Regions from separate parts of the Mus musculus genome. Here all the other regions are linked to region 3. Evidence: chromatin loops called from intact Hi-C (ENCODE). Cell type or tissue: heart. All regions are shown on one strand. Each heading gives the region's core, and the rest is flanking DNA. Links, peaks and the distances in the headings are about the cores only.

Region 1 (6,221 bases), core at 784-5,783, 210 kb before region 3:
GATGTAGATCTCTCAGCTCCTCCTACACCATGCCTCCCTGCTCCCACCTTGATGATAATGTACTGAACCTCTGACCTGTAAGCCAGCCCCAGTTAAATGTTCTTATAAGAGTTGCCCTTGGTGGGTGTACATGTTTGCAGCCGGGTGCGGTGGTGCATGCCTTTAATCCCAGCACTTGGGAGGCAGAAGCAGGTGGATTTCTGAGTTCGAGGACAACATGGTCTACAAAGTGAATTCCAGGACAGCCAGGGCTCTACAGAGAAACCCTGTCTCGGAAAAACAAAACAAAACAAAAACAAACAAACAAAAAACAAAAAAAAAGTTCTATTTCCGGCCTTGGTCATGGTGTCTGTCCACAGCAGTAAAACCCTAACTAAGAAATGCATGGAGCACATTCAGGCATTGTTGAGTACACACTATATCTGTGTTTACAGTCCATGAACTAAGGTCATGGTAAGATCATATTAAGTAAGTCTGCGAGTATAGCAGCGCTCTTTCTGGAACGGCAAAGTCTTGGGTTCAATTTCCAGCATTACAAAGACAAATAAAACAAGATAATAAAAGTTAAACTGGGAGTAGTAGCTTCTACTGGTAAATCTGGCCGTAGGATCTTAGCTCTAAGGAACCTGAGATCAAGGCCAGCCAGGGGCACACAGCAAGGCACGTTCTCCATCAGTCAGTAGTAAAAACTAACTTTTTAATAGGTTACTTTCACTTTTTAAAATTGCTTGTTTTATGTGTGGATGTTTTGTCTACATGTAGGTTTGTGCACCACCTGCATGCCTAGTGCAGGTGGAAGACAGAAGGGGAAACCTGATTGCCCTGGAAATGAAGGCGATAGAGTGCTGAACTAGTTGAGTCACTCAGGCAATGGAGTGCTGAGCTAAGTGCTTTTTAGGTGGGTCTTTATGTAGTTCTGGCTGTCTTGGAACTCAACAGAAATCTTCCTGCCTTTGCCTCTCCCTTCCCCACCCCCATTACACCTGGCTTTACAATTTTTTATTTCTAAAACATTTATCTACTAAGGGGTGTGGGGGGACACATCGAATGCTACAGCCACAGCTGGAACACGGAGTCAGAGGCCCTTTCACCATGTGAGTTCTGGAGATAAAAAGATGGCTTGCTGCACTAAGCCATTTTGCCACCGCCAACTAGATTTGTCTTTTATTATTTATTGTTGTTGTTGATGTGTCTGTCTCATATATTTGTGGAATTCAAAGAACAACTTTGAGGAGTCAGTTTTCCTTCCACCTTTATTTACATGAATTCGGGGACCAAAACTCAAGACTGTCTGGTAAGCAAGCGAAGTAAAGGCTCCCCAAGCCATCTCAAATGCCCCAAAACTAAAAATTTAAAAGAAGTTAAAATTTCATATGTCATCCACTAAGTTATCACTCCTGAGAGGTCTGTGCTCTTGGCTAGAGAGATGGCACATCAGTTAAGAGCACTTACTGCTCTTGCTGAGGACCCAGGTCCCAGCATTCATCTGGTGGCTCACAACTGCTCCTAACTCCAGCTTCTGGTAACCCAGTGACCTCTTTTGGCTTCTGAGGGCTCCTGCTCACAGGTAATGCACGTATTCCTGCATGCTCACATATGTATCCATAAATAAAAATATAATTTTTTAAAGTTAGACACTCTGGGGAATCTCTGAACTGGATATTTCTCCGTTCTTGGTTTCAAAGAGCAAGACATTCCCTATACACAAGGAGAGTAAAATCTCTTCTGAGAAGAGCGACAGATTCAGAAAGAGAAACGGTTTTCTAGCCTTAAGGAAGTGAGGGGCCAGGAGCTAGACAGATCCCTGATAGGGAGACAGATGTGGCAAGGGAGCACAGATAAAGAAGGTAAACTCAGTTTCCTCCTCATCCTCAGATAGGTTCATTTAGGGCCAGTTTAGATTCCCTGACGTTCCTGGTCTGACTGTCAGCAGCACCCTCCCTCCTTTGTTTAGCCTGATCAATCCAAAACGAGTGGAGAGGTCCCATTCTATGCCACCAAAAACAAACTTAAACCGTCCAGGGGAAAACACATTTCATTTTCTGGTTCCCATTTCCACTTTGTGTGGAGGGGGGTGGGGGGGGTGTCTTTCTGTATGCGTGCGCTCCCTCACCCCGCCCCTGTGTGAATGCACATGTGCTCACTAACTTCTTCAAAATACCTGTTGCTGCCTGCTGCGTCAGAGATTTCCCCTACCTTTTAGTTATTTAATAGGTGGAGAAAAAGAGCCGGATCATGACCCCCCCAAGAAAATAACAGAGCTGGGCTAGGTCTGGGTGGCTTCAACTTTGCACTGTTTGCAAAAGAGGTAAGCAAGGATCAGGAACATATACAGCCTCCCCGCTTACTGCCTGGTTGTGGAGATTTCCCCCAAGTGTACGGAATTTGGTCAAATGGAAGATGTGATTTGAATATTACCAGGAAAACACAATTTCCGTTTAAAGATGCAAATCTCGTTCAAATATTTCCCAATCCCAATCTTTTTGCTGAAATAGTCACCAGTTTTTCTAGGTAGCAGTAATGGGTTCAGTTTTCAGCTACTGCTACACACACAAACAAAAGGGTCAGATCACCAAAGCGATGTCCTGTGATTTACACCAGCTGTGATCAGGAGCCAGGGGACTTCCTTTCCTGCGCAAGGATCACGTAGGCCCGTGTTTGGTGGGTCCCATGCCAAAAGCTCTAATGAACTACAACTGCGGTGTGGTCACTCTTCCCGAAATCATGCGTCACAGCTCCTGATTCTACAGGTCGCAGACCTGTAAGCCTCTAGCGCGGGGAAGGGGGTATGGTACTAGGGCGAGTGGAGACCAGATCATGCTGACACCTTAGAATCCTGGATGCCTCCAGCAGCGCCCACCCCGGTTCACTCAGTCTGCATGAGCCCCTAGGGAAGAGCGTCTCTGTCATCTCCCGCGGGCGCCGGCCATCTCGGCTTCTACGCAGTGCACAACGCGTCTGCAGCGGCTGGTGACACACTGGACAAACTTCAGCAGAGGAATTGATCAGTCTGCAGACAGCCCTCTCTGGGGTGCGACCAGAAGGGTTGGTTGCAGGACCCACCTCGGGAGGGTAGTTCGTGTAATCCGCTCACTCTAGCGCTGGGGGGGGGGGGGGGGATGTCCTTTAAATCTGGGTTTCAGATTGCAGTTTAAAGAGAAATGGAATCAAGTAAATAGTTAGTGTATACAGAAATGCGCAGACAGCTTGGTAGTGTGGCCGAGCGGTCTAAGGCGCTGGATTTAGGCTCCAGTCTCTTCGGAGGCGTGGGTTCGAATCCCACCACTGCCAGTGTTTTCTTTCCCAAGACTGATTTACTTCGTCTTCATTCTTTCTTTGGTATAATATGTATTTTCTGAGCACCTGCCTCTAGACTATGTCTGTGACCAGAAAAGGACTCAAGCTGACCGCGGATGCTCCGGATGTAATCTGTACACTCTCTGTGGTGGTCAGACCCTAAGATAGGAGGCATTACAGAACTGAAACTCTGTTGGCTCTTGCCTGCCTCTGAACGAAATTTTATGACAGTGTCACCTGCATTTCGCATCTCTGTCTTCATCGTCCTCTATTTCTGCACAAACCACTAGGAAGTGATATAAAAGAACTGAGCCAAACTAAGACCAGAACCAAATGTCCTAGGACAGATTTGAAGTCAGAGACGGCACCATTTCTCTGTTTGCTTGTTTGGGGCCATTTGTTTGTTTTGCTTTGTTTTCAGGCAGAGTCTCAGGCTGGTCTGGAACTTAATGTGTAACTGAAGATGACTCCTGAGCCTCCTGCCTGCATCTTCCACTGCTGAGACAACAGCCTTGGCCCATCATTCATTGCCAGAATTTGAGGTCTTTTAAAGAAACCTTCTCTCATGGTGCCTTTGCTAACCAAAGGTTAAAAACAAACAAAAAATAAAATAAAATAAATAAACGGTCTCCAAATATTGTCAAATGGGACCTTGAAGAGCCATTTTGGTCTTTATCTTTTTATTTTATTGTTTTTTTTTTTACTGGATATTTTATTTATTTACATTTCAAATGTTATTCCCTTTCCAGATTTCCCCTCTGCAAACCCCCTATCCCATCTCTCCTTACCCTGCTTCTATGAGGGTGCTCCCCCACCCACCCATCCACCCATCCACTCCCACCTCACTGCCCTAGCATTCCTCTACAATGGGCATTGAGTCTTCACAGGACCAGGGGCTTCTCTTCCCACTGATGCCCGACAAGACCATCTTCTGCTACATATGCAGCTGGAGCCATGGGTCCCTCCATGTGTGCTCTTTGGTTGGTGGTTTAGTTCCTGGGAGCTCTGGGGGTCTGGTTGGTTGATATTGTTGTCCTAATCCCTTCAGATTCTTCAGTCCTTTCTCCAACTGAGGAGCCCGTGCTCAGTCCAAATGAAAGGTTGGCTGAGAGCATCCACTTCTGTATTTGTCAGACACTGGTAGAGCCCCTAAGGAGACAGCTATATCAGGCTCCTGTCAGCCAGCACTTGTTGACATCCACAATAGTGTCTGGGTTTGATGACTGTATATGGGATGGATCCCCAGGTGGGGCAGTGTCTGGATGGTCATTCCTTCAGTCTCTGCTCCACACTTACTGTTGGTTTTATGAGTTTTAGAATATGATTCTATAGCCAAACCCAACACAGTAGTCACTGAACAGTTCAAATTGGCCTCAAATTTACAGTAACCAGACTGACAGACTGCCATGTGGTGTCTTGAATGAGAAATGACCACCACAGGCTCCAGTATTTGAACCCTTGGTGACCAGTTGGTGACACTGTTTGGAGAGGTGGGGCAAGCTTGCTGGAGAAAGTGTGTCACCTGGAGGCTTTGTGCACTCCCAGTTCACCCTCTTCCTGTTATGCTCTCTGCATTCTGGGACAGCTGAGGGTGTGGTCATGATTTGTTCCCATGGTTCCCCGCCCTAATGGACTTTCATCCCTCTGCAACCATAAGCCCATATGCAATCTCCACTCTACAAGTTGCCTCGGTAATGCAGTTACATACATTGCAATATCAACCAAAAGGTGATCAACACAGGATTAAGACCCATGTTTCTTTCTCCCTGTCTTCTAAGCATATCCTTGTCTGTCTCTCTCTCTTTCTCTCCTACCCCAGGTACTTTGTGTTTCTCTTAGCTATTCTCAAGTTCATCTTCCTGAGCCCGTTTTAACTTCAACCTCTCATTAACTCAGGTAACCCTCCTCCAACACCCCCTCCAGGTACCCTCTCCTCCATCACCCCCTCCAATCTCCCTCCCCCATCCCCCTCCAGTCACCCTCCTCTTTTCCTTCCATCCAACTCTCTATTATTTTCATTTTCTTACATTCAACTTCTTTCCCTGCCTCTGTCTTTCCCTCTCCCTGTCTCTCTTCCTCCACATACACCTGTCCCTCTCTTTCCCTCTCTTTCTACCCTGTTCTCCCCACTCCTTCCTTCCCACCTTTATCCTTTGGTTGTGGGTCTGTCTCTCTGATTCCTTCACTTTTCCTTCCCTTCCCCCACTTCTCCACGTTGTTTCCCTTTCAGTCTTGGGAAGGGCTTGCGAGTGGTTGTCAAAGGTTTCTCTGAGCTTATCCTGGGGAATGAACAACAACAACATGGAATGTCTAGAGAAAACAGAAAGAAAGCAAAACTAGCAACTTTATGGCAAACAACCCGACCTGGGTTGGGTGGTGCTCTAAGCTGGGAATCCACTAAATAGTCTCTGAGTCGCGGTGGGGGTTATATGGCCCCTGGATCCTCCCCACCCCACCCCCACCCGCCTGGGAGGATGGGGGCTATCGAGCGAGTAAGCCAAGCTAGATTGGACAGTAACTGCGTTCCTGGAGAGCCATCTAAACCCTCATCCTTCTCACAAGCCCCTGTAGGTGGGAGCTCTTGCTGGCTTTTGCTCCCAGGTAGTAGTGGACCCCAGCTGGAAGATGACGAGGCCTCCTTCTTGCAGGAGGAGAAGAGCAGTGCCAAGATCAGGAGAGGGGTGGCCTCTGAGAAGATGGAGTGCTATATGGTGTCCAGATGGAACTGGCCATGACAAAGGACTCAGAAGGGAACCTCTTTCATAGGAGCACAGCTTTTGGATATTTGTGAAATGGGAGGGGCCATTTCCCTTTGGAGTAGGATGCCACGTGAGCCTTCCTTTTTTCCCAAGCTGCTCCTCTCAATGCTAATATGTGGCACCTACATCAAGCCAAGAATCCCACTGTTGAAGGAAAGCAGTGTC
Region 2 (6,221 bases), core at 814-5,813, 55 kb before region 3:
CCCTGTAATCAAAGAATACAGGCAGTTCTAAGGTAGCCCAGGCTACATAGCAAGACCCCATCTATAATACAAAATGAGGGAGTAGGTTGTTGCCAGCTGCAAATGTGGCTTAGCTGGTAAAAGTATTGGCCTAGCTTGCATGAACACGATCATCCAGCACCACACAAACTGAGCAGAACTGAGCATGGCGGTGCAAGCCTGTGGTCCCAGTACCTAGGAGGTAGAGGCAGGAGCATAGAATTTCAAGGCCATTGACTATAGGATTTGAGGCTGTGCAGGGTACCAACATGAGACCCTTGCCTTATAAAATAAAAACCTAAAATGAGTCTGGTGATAGGATGTAGGGGGAGTATACTTTTAGGTAGAGGTGAACTAAAGTTAAAATTCACTAATAAACTAAGAAGCTAAACAGTGTCCCCACTCTGGAGAAAGAAATGAGTTATCAGCAATCCTGGTTCACTCAGTAGATGTGAGAAATGCTGGCAGATGCCTGGGATGGCAGAGTACTTTACTGCTTAAGGGAAGGAAGCACTAAACCACCTGATCTTGGAAAGACCCCTGAAGGTGTTACAAGTGATTGGGGTACAGAGACAGAAGTTTGCATTGCATTACTGTTTCTAGGACTTTGAAATAGTAGATACCAAAAGTAACCTCATCTTTTTCTTCTTCCTCATCTGTCAGTTTGGTACATGGAAGCATGCACAGCAATATGGAGGGATCTACGCAGCCTGGGCATTTGTCATTTTGTTGGCTGTTCTATGTTTGGGTCGGGCCCTTTATTGGGCTTGTATGAAGGTCAGCCATCCTGTCCAGAACTTCTCCTGAGCCCCTTGATGCAGTCTGTGCCTGACCGCTGCCTGGTACCAACAGTAACACTACAAAAGGCTCTCTGGACTTCTACAAGGAAGCCAAACAGCTGCCTCCCTTTTCCCTGGGGAGAGGTAGGAAGGAAGCAGTCCCTTCCTTCCTTATGTTTGGAAGGGTAGGTAAGACCATTGCTGGCTGGCTGCTCTCTTCCAGGGGTTGCTGTTTAGGGTAAATAGGCAACATTGCCCCTAAGCCTGGATCCTAAAGATGGTTCTAGCCATGCCCTTCCTGTACGTGCTCCCGAGAACCATTCCTGTCCCTTAATACATTCCAGGGCAGGGTTGGGGTGGGAGATGGGAGGGGGTGTTCCCCTCCCTCTGTGCACCATTAGGACCTTGCTGCTGCTATTGCACTTCACCAGGGGCTGGCTCTGGCCTCAATACCCAGTCTCTTCTCCCCACATTTCTCGTCCTGTGGGGTGGGGTAAGCCACTGCTCTGTACAGAACTATAGGAACTGATGTGTATATATATAACTATTTAATATGGGATATGTTCCCCTAATCCTGTACTTCCCTGAATTCCTCCTTCCGATTTTACTTCCAGTTGCAGTATTGAACTGGGCTGAGGTAGGGTCACTGTCTTGGGAGAGGTTAGGGACTCATCTGTGCTTGTAAATAAATAATGTCATGACTCTAACCTTTCCCACTTAACAACTTTTGTGTATGAAAAAGGGAATATGTAGTTTTCACAAAGGGACAAAGAAAGCCAAGCTGAAAGTAGGGCCTTTTATTTCTCTTGGATTGTCTAAAGGAAACCAGAAGTTTGGTTTAATGTTTAAAATGAGGGAGCACATACAAAACCAAACACCTGAAGGCTAAAACACCAGACTTCTGCAGAGAGAGCCATCTCCCAGGCAGGAAGCTACTGCAGGAGGGTATCACAGTGCTAGGTAAAGGGTGATGGGACAGTGGTCACTGCCAAGAGCCTTGGACCGGATCTTGCTGTCACACAATGCAGGTAAAAGAGAGTGGGAAAGCAAAAAGTAATCAAGGCGCCAACCAACATTCTTAGAGCGGGCATTCATCATGTAAGTCCAGAAAGTGTAAGCGTAAGCAGTGTTGGGGTAGAGATGCCGGAAGCTGTCAGCCAATGGTACAGCTTGTAGCAGTTCCCCAAAACCTTGGCGCTCCTGGGGAGTAAAGCCAGCATTCTTTTTGTTTCCTTTGGGGTTACGGAGGTCAATTTCTTCATGAGCCACATTGAGATCCCCACATAGCACAAGAGGCTTTCTGGAAGCCAAGTCCTTTAGAAACTTTCGGAAGGCTTCATCCCAACGCTGTCGGTATTCCAGTCTTACCAGACCCCTGCCTGCATTGGGAACATAGGCTGTTACCAGGACAAAGGACTCAAATTCAGCCACAATCACCCGGCCTTCTTGATCATGTTCTTCCTCGCCTATAAAAATAAAAACCAGTGTAAAAATTTTAAGAAAGGTCTAAGAAAAAGTAGTAGAGTTAACTGAAGAACATTCAGACATGAATGTCATTAAGGTCTCACCAATGCCATAAGAGACTTTTAGCGGGCACTGGCGGGAAAGTAGGCCCACACCACTGTATCCTTCTTTGTCTGACGGAGCTGACCAGTACTGATGGGTGAGTCCAGGCAGCTCTTGCAGTTCAGCCGGGAGTTTGTTCTCCGAGCACTTGGTCTCTTGGAGGCACAAGATATCTGGTGCTTCTTCCTTTACCCACTGAATGGAAATGTGGAAAATTAAAATTTTATGTGCTACATGCTATACACAGAAGGCATTCGAGCAGCAGAATATAAACAAATCTTGTATGTGAGTGAGTGTCCGTTAGTCACCTGACTGGGGTGCTGGAAACCTAACTGGAACCTTCGGAAGCACAATGTGCTGTCAACTGCAGAACGCTCGCTCCCATTTGGATCTTAAGTAGTTACTGGGATTGAGGATATGCTAAGTAACCCAAAAGCGGGGGGGGGGGGGGCAAACAGTCTAGACTAGTTTTTTTAAAAAATGAAATGAGGGAGTTGTTGGGGTTTATATAGGCTTTTAGGAGCCCTCCACCAACCCCCCGGGGGGGCATCTACAGACGCGAAAAATAACGTTTCAAAGGAAACAAGATGATTGGTCCTTAAGACGAGTCAACCAAGAAAGGTCTACTTCCCGATTCTGAACTGTACTCACATCCAAACCTTTCTTTTTAATCCAGGCTCGAAGCCCATCCACATTCCAGGAGCATATCTTGAGTGTGGCAGATTTGCCACTGGGTGAGGTTTTCTGATCTGGAGGGTCCTCGTACAGGACAGGGCCCTCTCCCGCGGCCTCCTTCTCGGTTTTCTTTGCTGCCCCCTTACTCTTCTTGGTCTCTGGCTCTATAAAATGGGTAAAGTAGTAAGAGCTGGCAGTTCCAACCTCAGGCCAGAGTTAACTCTAACCTCATTAGGCGTTCTAATTACACAAACTTCTCGGAACCCAGCAACGTAACTTGGTCCATATTTACCGTAATTCATGGCGGTCTAGTAAAGCCCTGAACTTGCCTGGGGGGTGGGGTTGGGCACGCTTACCCGACTTGGGTTCTTCCCCGTCGTCGGCCGCCGCTTTCTTTCCCCGCTTTGGCATCGCTGTGACGAAAGCCCTTAGGCTCCTGGAGCACCGAAGCAGTGTTTACTGCGCTGCCTGCAGATAAGAAACGATGAAATCAAAACACAAGGAGAGGCAGCGAGGCGCCTCCCGTAGGCGTTTGCACACCCGGGGCTGCGGTTCTTCCGGCCTGGCCCGCCACGAGCAATGCAGCCCCTCGCCCGCGTTAGGCCCTTCAGCGAGCAGGGTCGCGAAACGCGCTAGAACAAGGTACCTGACCTCCCAACGAAGCCAGAGACCCTCACGGCACAAAGAATGGAGTCTGCCTGTTCCCACGTGGGCGATTGGTGTGGTCACGTGATTCGAGGGCTCCGCCCCCACGTGGTTCTGGAGCGCGATGATTGGTCCTCCTGGCACCTCGTGACATAACTTCTGGCGCCCGAAAGTCCCTTCGCTTGGTTCTGGGTTGTTCGTGGTAGTGCCGGTTACAGCTCGTCACTCGGCCTCACGACCGGGAGCCGTGAGGCACCATGCCCGCGGTGCTGGGGTTCGAAGGCAGCGCCAACAAGATCGGCGTGGGCGTGGTCCGCGACGGCACGGTGCTGGCGAACCCGCGGCGCACTTACGTCACGGCCCCGGGCACCGGTGAGTGGCTGCGGCCGCGCTTCCCGGCTCCTTGTCCAGTTTTGTTCTGTCCGATATTCCACACTGTTGCCTATGTCAGATTTTACAGGCTTCCCCACTCCAGACTCCCCTGATTGTGCGTTTGGTTGGTAACTTTTGACTAGAAGAGTCAGACACCTGGGGCTAGGTCACGTGGGTTCGTTCAGGTTTTGTTTTTGGGTTTTTTCATGCATTTTTTTGAGACAGGGTCTCTCCTTGTAACCTTTACTGACCTGGAACTTGCTGTGTAGACTCTTGACTGCTGGAATTAAAGGCATGAGCCACTACCCCCGGTTGTATTCTGATTTTATCGAGCAACTTTAATGAGCTAAGCATCCGAAAATATGTGTTCCGAGGCAGCGCTGTAGATGCACATAGAGATTGGTTTACACTGCACCGTGATAAATATAAAAGTAATCTACAACGAGGAGGGAAAGCTGGAGGAGTTCCTGTATTTTCGATCTGTTTTAGGTGTCTGTTTTTCGGTACTTTTAGAATGGAAATGGGTATCAGTGGGTTTGGACAGTTATGTGAAAAGCACCAGGCACTGCACGACTCTCAATATAGTTACAAGTTGTATTTTGCCTACCCTCTCCCAAAACTTGCACACACATATAACCTGCATGTACCTCTGAAGGCTCCCTAAGCAGGTGAAATGTTTCAGGTTACATAGTAGAAATATATGTGTGTTTAGGACTCACTCTTGTAGGCTCTAAAGCACAGAGGCTGAGATACGTGTGGTTAAAGGGAAGCTACTGACAGTTGTAGTGCTGTAGTTATCATATGTTAAGTCCAACGATATGACCTTTCATAGGGTTCTATGGAATTACAGGAAAAGTTAACAAAGAGTAGGAAGTTTGTAAAACTCAGATTGCTCCTGAACATTGTGTGTGGACCAGCACCATCTCTGAAACCCCAGTAGCCTATGTAGAGGTTGGAAAGCTAACAGAGTGTGTGGTGCAGTCTGTAATGGTGACACCTGGGAGACTGCGACAGGATCTGAGTTTAAGGCTGTCCTATGTTGTGACCTTGTCTCAAAAGTAGAGATTTGAAAAGAGAATATCTTGGGCTGGAGAAATGGCTCAGTGGTTAAGAGCACTGATTGCTCTTCCAGAGGTCCTGAGTTCAATTCCCAGCATTCACATGGTGGCTCACAACCATCTATAATAGGATCCAATGCCCTCTTCTGGTGTGTCTGAAGACAGCTACAGTGTACATACATAAAATAAATAAATCTTTAGAAAAAAAAGAAAAGAGGATGTCTTAAAACCTAGGCAAGTAGAGTATGTTTTTCTACATCGTTAAAACGTGTCTTTGTTGGTTTTTTACTTCTTTTTTTTTAATATTATTTTTATTACGTATTTTCCTCAATTACATTTCCAATGCTATCCCAAAAGTCCCCCATACCCCCGCCCCCCACTCTCCTACCCACCATTCCCACTTTTTGGCCCTGGCGTTCCCCTGTACTGGGGCATATAAAGATTGCATGTCCAATGGGCCTCTCTTTCTAGTGATGGCCGACTAGGCCATCATTTGATACATATGCAGCTAGAGTCAAGAGCTCCGGGATACTGGTTAGTTCATAATGTTGTTGCACCTACAGGGTTGCAGATCTCTTTGGCTCCTTGGATACTTTTTCTAGCTCCTCCATTAGGGGCCCTGTGATCCATCCCAGAGCTGACTGTGAGCATCCACTTATGTGTTTGCTAGGCCCCGGCCTAGTCTCACAAGAGACAGCTATATCAGGGTCCTTTCAGCAAACGCTTGCTAGTGTATGAAATGGTGTCATCGTTTGGGATGACTGTCTATGGGATAGATCCCTGGATATGGCAGTCTCTAGATGGTCCATCCTTTTGTCTCAGCTCCAAACTTTGTCTCTGTAACTCCTTCCATGGGTGATTGCTTCCAATTCTAAAAAGGGGCAAAGTGTCCACACTTTGGTCTTCATTCTTCTTCAGTTTCATGTGTTTTGCAAATTGTATCTTATATATCGGGTATACTAAGTTTCTAAGCTAATATCCACTTATCAGTGAGTACATATCATTTGAGTTCTTTTGTGATTGTGTTACCTCACTCAGGATGATGCCCTCCAGGTCCAACCATTTGCCTAGGAATTTCATAAATTCATTCTTTTTAATAGCTGAGTAG
Region 3 (6,221 bases), core at 440-5,439:
TGGGACTAAAGGCGTGCGCCACCACACCCAGCAGCTTTTTATTTTTTGAAATAAGATCTCATTATGTAACCCCAGCTGTTTTGGAGCTTGGTCTCAAAAACACAGCGATTCTCTTGCTTCTGCCTAACTGCTTGGACTTTGGGCATAGAAGTATGTCTGTCAAATTTGTAATGTATATGCTTATAATTCGGTCTGGAAAGTGTGTGCCTTATTAAACCTGTTATATAAGAATTACAGGAAGCTGTAGTTTTGGATTAGGTTTCTACACTATGACTCAATGGGGGAAAACTAAAAATGGAAGCTGGTGTGGTAAAGCATGCCTTAACCCCACAGCAAGCACCAGGAATATAGAGGCAGGAGGATCACTTCAAATTCAAGGCCAGCCTAGTCTACATATTGAGTTCTAGGTCATCTGGGACTTTGTAGTAAGTAAGACCTTAACTCAAAGAGCCAAACCAACTGGCCAACCAACCAAATAAAACAAACAAACAAACAAAACAACAACAAAAACCAACCCATGAGGGTGAAAGCTTCCTAATACCTAGCTGCTCGCCTGAACTGAGAAATCGGATCTTAGGGATGGAGGGCACAGTTGACACAACCCAGTTTCAATGGCTGTGACACGGAAGATGCCTTTGCTTCAAGCTTGTACAAAAAAGTTACTAAAATTACTTGGCATTAACTAATTATTTAGTTAACTCTGCCTCCCGAGTGCTGGGATTAAAGGCATGCGCCACCACGCCTGGCGTGATGAGTATTCTTGCTTGTCAACCTGACACATGTGGAAGAAAGGAAACCTCAAATAAGAAATTGCCTCCATCAAATTGGCTTATGGGCATGTTTATGGGGCGTTCATTATAATACTACTAATAACTGTTACTATTAATTGGTGAGGAGGGCCAAGGACACTATGGCAGTACCACCATGGCATTCAGGCCTAGGCTGTACAGGCAAGATGAGCAGAAGCAGAAAGCCAGCCAGTAAGCAGCATTCCTCTAATGTGTCCTCTAATTTGGCTTCCCACGGTGATGGTAGACCTGTAGAAGAAATAAACCTTTTCTTCCCCAAGTTGTTTTGTCAGTTTGTTCATTTTTTTTTAAAACCACAGCAATAGAAAGCAAAAAAGAACATCTCATGCTAGCAACTTTGAATAGCCCTGGGTTTTAGATTTTCAGTCTTGTGGTAAGAATCGTAGACTCATCATCCCTTTCCCTATAGAGAGATGTCAATTAAGACTGATGGCTATTAATATGGATGGTATTGCGTTCTAGGGATGGTTTTAGAACTCTCTCTCTCTCTCCCCCCCACACACACATTTATTTCTCACAATTAGGATAATTTTTAGCATTTAATATTTAGTAGGTGGGACTTAAGAGTGCTAGACCCTTAGTAACTGTGCAGAGCACTTCTACAGTGAGGGGCATTCTTGTGCTTACAACTTTGAATGATTCTGCCAGTCATTCATGCACATTAAAAATCCATGGGGCTATGAGATGGTGGCATGCATTTTAATCCTAGCACCCAGGAAGCAGAGGCAGGCAGATCTCTGAGTTAAAGGCCAGCCTCGTCTACAGACTGAGTTCCAGGATAGCCAGGGCTACACAGAGAAATCCTGTCTCGGAACTACAACAAAATCTATTAAAATTACTATTTATCTTTAGGGGTTTTTCATTTTTATATTTATTTATTTACTCACTTACTTATTTTATGGAGGCAAATGCTCCCTAAGGAATCTGGCTTGAACTTGAGATCCTTCTGCTTCAGCCTTTAAAATCTCTGGAATTATAAGGGTATATTACCTGGCTAGTAGTAATTTACATACAAAACAGACCTCCACCCACACACTCCACTTTGTATTTATGAGTTTTGCCTCTATGTATGTCTGTGCACCACCTTCATGCCAAGTGCTCTTGGAGTTTAGAAGAGGTCACCATGGGTAATTAGAGTTACCAATGGTTGTGAGGCATGATGTGGGTGCTGGGTACTGAACCTAGGCCTTCTGCAAAAACAGATTCTCTTCATTTCTGAGCCATTAGAGGGCAGCCTGGTCTACATAGTGAGCTGCAGGCCAGCTGGGGTTATATAGATAGACCTTGTCTAAAAATAAAAGCCCAAATCCCCAAAATCAAAATTTAAAAAAATTTGTTGCTGGGCGTGGTGGTTGGTGGTGGGGTATGCCTTTAAATCCCAGGAGATGGGAGGCAGGGGCAGGCGGATCTCTGTGAGTCAGAAGCCAGCCTGGTCTAAACAGTGAGTTCCAGGACATCCAGGGTTACATAGAGAGACCCTGTCTGAAAAAGAAAGAAACAATCAAAAGGGTTTGGTTTATTATCTCAGGTAGTTTGTCGCAGTAACAAAAAGATAACATAATGAACTCAAATAGCATGAGTAGAGTTAACTCTTTGATCTTCCTGCCAGAGCCTTCTAAGTACTAGGATTACATGTGTGTGCCACCATTCTGAATCATATTTTCAGAGGTTTTCAGTCAAGGATCTCTTGACCCTCTTGCTTTGGCCTGTGGCAAAGCAGTTCACGGATGGGGTGGAGTGGGATTGAGTGGGGTGGCGACAGACGAAACTGTTTACTTTCATGGTGGATGAAAGGAAGCAAAAGGGAGAGAAGGGGCCTGACTTTCAAAGGTCAGCCAAGGGCACACTCTCAGCGATCTTTCTTTCTAAACGTTTCACCACCTCCCAACAGCTGCCCAAGGCTGGCATGATTTTAGCACATAAGCCTCTGGGGTATTTTCAGGATACATAATAGCATCAGAGCATGATTGTATTGGGTGGAAATACAACTCGGTTGGTAAAGTTGGCCTAGCCGGAAGTATAAATCCCTAAACTGTGCAAATCAAACCGGGTGTGGTTAGCACAACCCTATAATCCCGGCATTTGCGATATCCTACACGCGGCAGCCCCGCCCTCAGCCCCGCCCTGCCCCCAGCCCCGCCCCTCCCTCGCCCAGCCTCACCCCTTGGCCTCACTAGGGTGTTGGTTTTCTTTCAGTTCTCTGCTTCCAACCAGTCCACTGGCTGACCCAGGCCGGTTTCTGCTCCCCGTTGCGGAGAACCAACGCGCCTCTCATTGCGCACAGCTTTTCCAATCCTGAGCGCAGGTAGAGCCCTGGCCGAGACCTGTGTCAGCTGGACTCCCGGAAGGACCTCTGGGCGAGCGTGGTGCAGCCGCTTAGTCCTTCCGGGCGGCTGGCAGGGAGGTGGGGTGGCCTTAGTGGGGCGGAGGGATAGATGCTCAGAGAGAATGGGTTCCTTTTGCCTTAAAGAATCCTAGGAGGGAGTGACTGTAACAAATGAAGAGTGTTGTGATCACTTTTGGCAACAGAAACTCACTAGACTGACACGTTTAACAGTAATGGACACTAAGGTGCCAACGCGGTAGGCCTCCACGACTTCCTAAGAAAAGAATAGCGTCTGAAGTATGGCTTCAGGTGCAAGGCCAAAGAAAAGGGACCGGGGTAGGAGTGGAGGCAGGTATACATACAAACTAGTGTATACACAGAATGTCAGTATAAAACTATCAATACCAGTTATCTCTGGAACTTGGGGAAGAACTTTTAAGCTTTCAGAAGTTAATCAGAATCTCTATAAACTCCAGAGAGGAAAAAAATTACATGTCTTTATTTCTCTGTTAACTTAAAATTTTAATTGAGAACTTGTTTTTCACTCTTGGATTATGCCAGATGTGGCTGTGTATGTCTTAATCCTAGCACTGGGGAGGCAGAGGCAGGTGGCTCTCTGTGAGTTGGAATCTGTATAGTAGTTCCAGGTCAGTCAGACCTTTTTAGTGAGACCTTGTTTCAATACATACATACATACATACATACATACATACATACATACATATTGGATTAATTCTGAAATTCCTTATTACTCGTTGGGTGTGTATATGTGTGTATGTGTTTGTTTGTGTGTGCAAGAGTATGTGCATATGCGGATATATATACGGGTATGTGGAGACTAGAACTCCACACCAGGTGTCTTATTCTATTGCTTCTCGAGTTACTTTTGGTAGGCTGGCTGGCCAGCTTGATGTAAGAATCTGCCTGCCTTTCAGTGTTGGGATTACAGTCATAGACTACTGAGCCTTACTGTCATCTAGATGTTTTATCAACTGACCTATCTTTCTAGCTTCCCACCTTTTTTTTTTTTTTTTTTTTGGACAAAGTCTCCTATATTCCAGGGTGATTTTGATCTTTTAACTTGCTATGTAGCCAAGGATGACCTTTGAACTCCTAACCCTTCTGCCTCGGCCTCAAGTGCTGGGAGTGCAGGTGTATGCCAGCCCAGCCCTCACTACTTTTTTTTTTTCCTTGTAGTACAGGGACATGAGAGGAATAGCAAGACACATTTTCTTTTGAGAAAGAGAGTGTCAGTGCTCACGTGGACCTGGAATTTGCTATGTAGCCCAGGCTGGCCTCCATGTTCTTATGGTCTCCTTTTCAGCTGTGATTCTAGACAGGTCACCGCTATGCCATGCCAGGCTTCTCTCTAAGCTTTTGCTTTCCCTTTTCCCCCCTGTCCCCTTAGAATTACGCCTGGATAAATCTAAAAGGGGGGGGGGCAGCAAGATGGTTAAAAGTGATGGCTGTACAACACTGCAATACCGACCACTGGAGTTCAATCCCCACATCCCACTGTAGGGGGAGAGAACCAACTCCCAAGGATTGTCCTCCAGCCTCACACATGCTGTGACACGCATGGCCAAACTTATAGACACACCTGTCTTCCCCTCTCCCTCTCTCAATACACACACACACACACACACACACACACACACACACACACACACACACGATAATAATAATAACAATAACATAATTTTAAGAAGTAGAAATATTTGTTTGTTGCCTATCACTGGCACAAACAGATGAGTATGGAGTTGATATGTTTCTAGTGCATCTCATTACCTGTTTTTTTTCTTCTAGGCATATGTTGATTGTTCTTCAGCTATGGAGAAGCTCTGTGGGCATGTGCCTGGCCATTCAGACATCCTCTCCTTGAAGAACCGGTGCCTGACCATGCTCCCTGACCTCCAGCCCCTGGAGAAAATACATGGACATAGATCTGTCCACTCAGACATCCTTTCCTTGGAGAACCAGTGTCTGACCATGCTCTCTGACCTCCAGCCCACGGAGAGAATAGATGGGCATATATCTGTCCACCCAGACATCCTCTCCTTGGAGAATCGGTGCCTGACCATGCTCCCTGACCTCCAGCCTCTGGAGAAGCTATGTGGACATATGTCTAGTCATCCAGACGTCCTTTCTTTGGAAAACCAATGTCTAGCTACTCTCCCCACTGTAAAGAGCACTGCATTGACCAGCCCCTTGCTCCAGGGTCTTCACATATCTCATACGGCACAAGCTGATCTGCATAGCCTGAAAACTAGCAACTGCCTGCTCCCTGAGCTTCCTACCAAGAAGACTCCATGTTTCTCTGAGGAACTAGACCTTCCACCTGGACCCAGGGCCCTGAAATCCATGTCTGCTACAGCTCAAGTCCAGGAAGTAGCCTTGGTATTTGCTTTTGGGTGCTCATCTTGACTCTAGCCTTTTTTTTTGCTATATGTTCTGTTAGTAGATTGATTTCAGTGCCTTAGTTTCCACCTCTGATGATCTGTGTCTGGGGACCTTCTTTTCTCGGCATTTTTGGTATCAGCCTTTTGGGTTTTTTTGGATAGTTCTAGGAATTGAACCCAGAGGCATGCACATGGTAGGTAGGCACTCTATTACTGAGTCTCTCATGACCTTTCTGAAGTACTCTTTACCTCAGGGCTGTTTTCATTGGCATCTTTATTCTTATCAAATATCTAGTGATTCTGGGTAATAGATCTTGCCTCTAGAAAGCCTCTGATCAAGAAGAAATCCAACATGATTATCATAACAAAGTTGTGCCTCAAAGGATGGCTTTGAGGTTAGACATGCTGATCTGTCTGTATCTGAGATCACTTCCTTGAATGCTCCTGTGTTTACACATGTAAGCACATTTAGTTCATAGATCAGAATTAGCAGACAGGACTGCATTTCCTCTGTGGATACGTGGGGAAAAGTTAACCTGAACTTATTGTATCTTAGCTAACTATAAAGTATATAGTATACAGTTTGCCTTAGGCAAAGCTAATATTCCCCCTGGAGCTTTGAGTTCCTCATCTTTCAAATCAAGTCAGTGAAAAATGTGCTTCACAAGGTTCTGGTCCAAAGTACAG

The links. Peaks named below come from ENCODE experiments on the same cell type or tissue, not always from the same donor. Only the 100,000 strongest peaks of a DNase experiment are listed, where the experiment ranks them.
Region 1: it touches region 3 in a loop (14-fold over the local background); 2 of 42 quality-filtered maps call a loop at or near these places.
Region 2: a loop joins it to region 3, with 2.5 times the contacts of the local background. A loop is called at or near these places in 7 of 42 quality-filtered maps.

The regions. Positions count from the first base shown.
Region 1 is chr14:51,079,900-51,086,120 of GRCm38, reverse strand. n-TLtag2 (a tRNA gene) reads left to right here and starts at 3,210; the gene lies at 3,210-3,291. In heart, for the core only: no CTCF peak of the experiment used is centred there; DNase peaks (open chromatin) are centred at 2,169 and 2,830; H3K4me3 peaks cover 2,022 bases; H3K27ac peaks cover 463 bases; H3K27me3 peaks cover 785 bases.
Region 2 is chr14:50,922,498-50,928,718 of GRCm38, reverse strand. It overlaps Osgep (O-sialoglycoprotein endopeptidase), which reads left to right and starts at 3,826. Exons shown (of 11, transcript NM_133676.2): 1 at 3,826-4,055. The coding sequence starts at 3,941. It overlaps Apex1 (apurinic/apyrimidinic endonuclease 1), which reads right to left and starts at 3,770. Exons shown (of 5, transcript NM_009687.2): 1 at 3,690-3,770; 2 at 3,395-3,506; 3 at 3,015-3,202; 4 at 2,366-2,558; 5 at 1,531-2,263. The coding sequence starts at 3,449. The coding sequence ends at 1,746. Pip4p1 (phosphatidylinositol-4,5-bisphosphate 4-phosphatase 1) reads left to right here. Exons shown (of 7, transcript NM_001033271.5): 7 at 682-1,504. The coding sequence ends at 825. RefSeq lists a promoter at 3,578-4,050. In heart, for the core only: no CTCF peak of the experiment used is centred there; DNase peaks (open chromatin) are centred at 3,158 and 3,818; H3K4me3 peaks cover 3,037 bases; H3K27ac peaks cover 2,128 bases.
Region 3 is chr14:50,867,306-50,873,526 of GRCm38, reverse strand. Tep1 (telomerase associated protein 1) reads left to right here and starts at 2,973. Exons shown (of 55, transcript NM_009351.2): 1 at 2,973-3,114; 2 at 4,942-5,532. The coding sequence starts at 4,966. It overlaps Gm26782 (a long non-coding RNA gene), which reads right to left and starts at 3,231. Exons shown (of 3, transcript XR_874615.2): 1 at 2,971-3,231. In heart, for the core only: no CTCF peak of the experiment used is centred there; a DNase peak (open chromatin) is centred at 3,096; H3K4me3 peaks cover 1,555 bases; H3K27ac peaks cover 1,221 bases.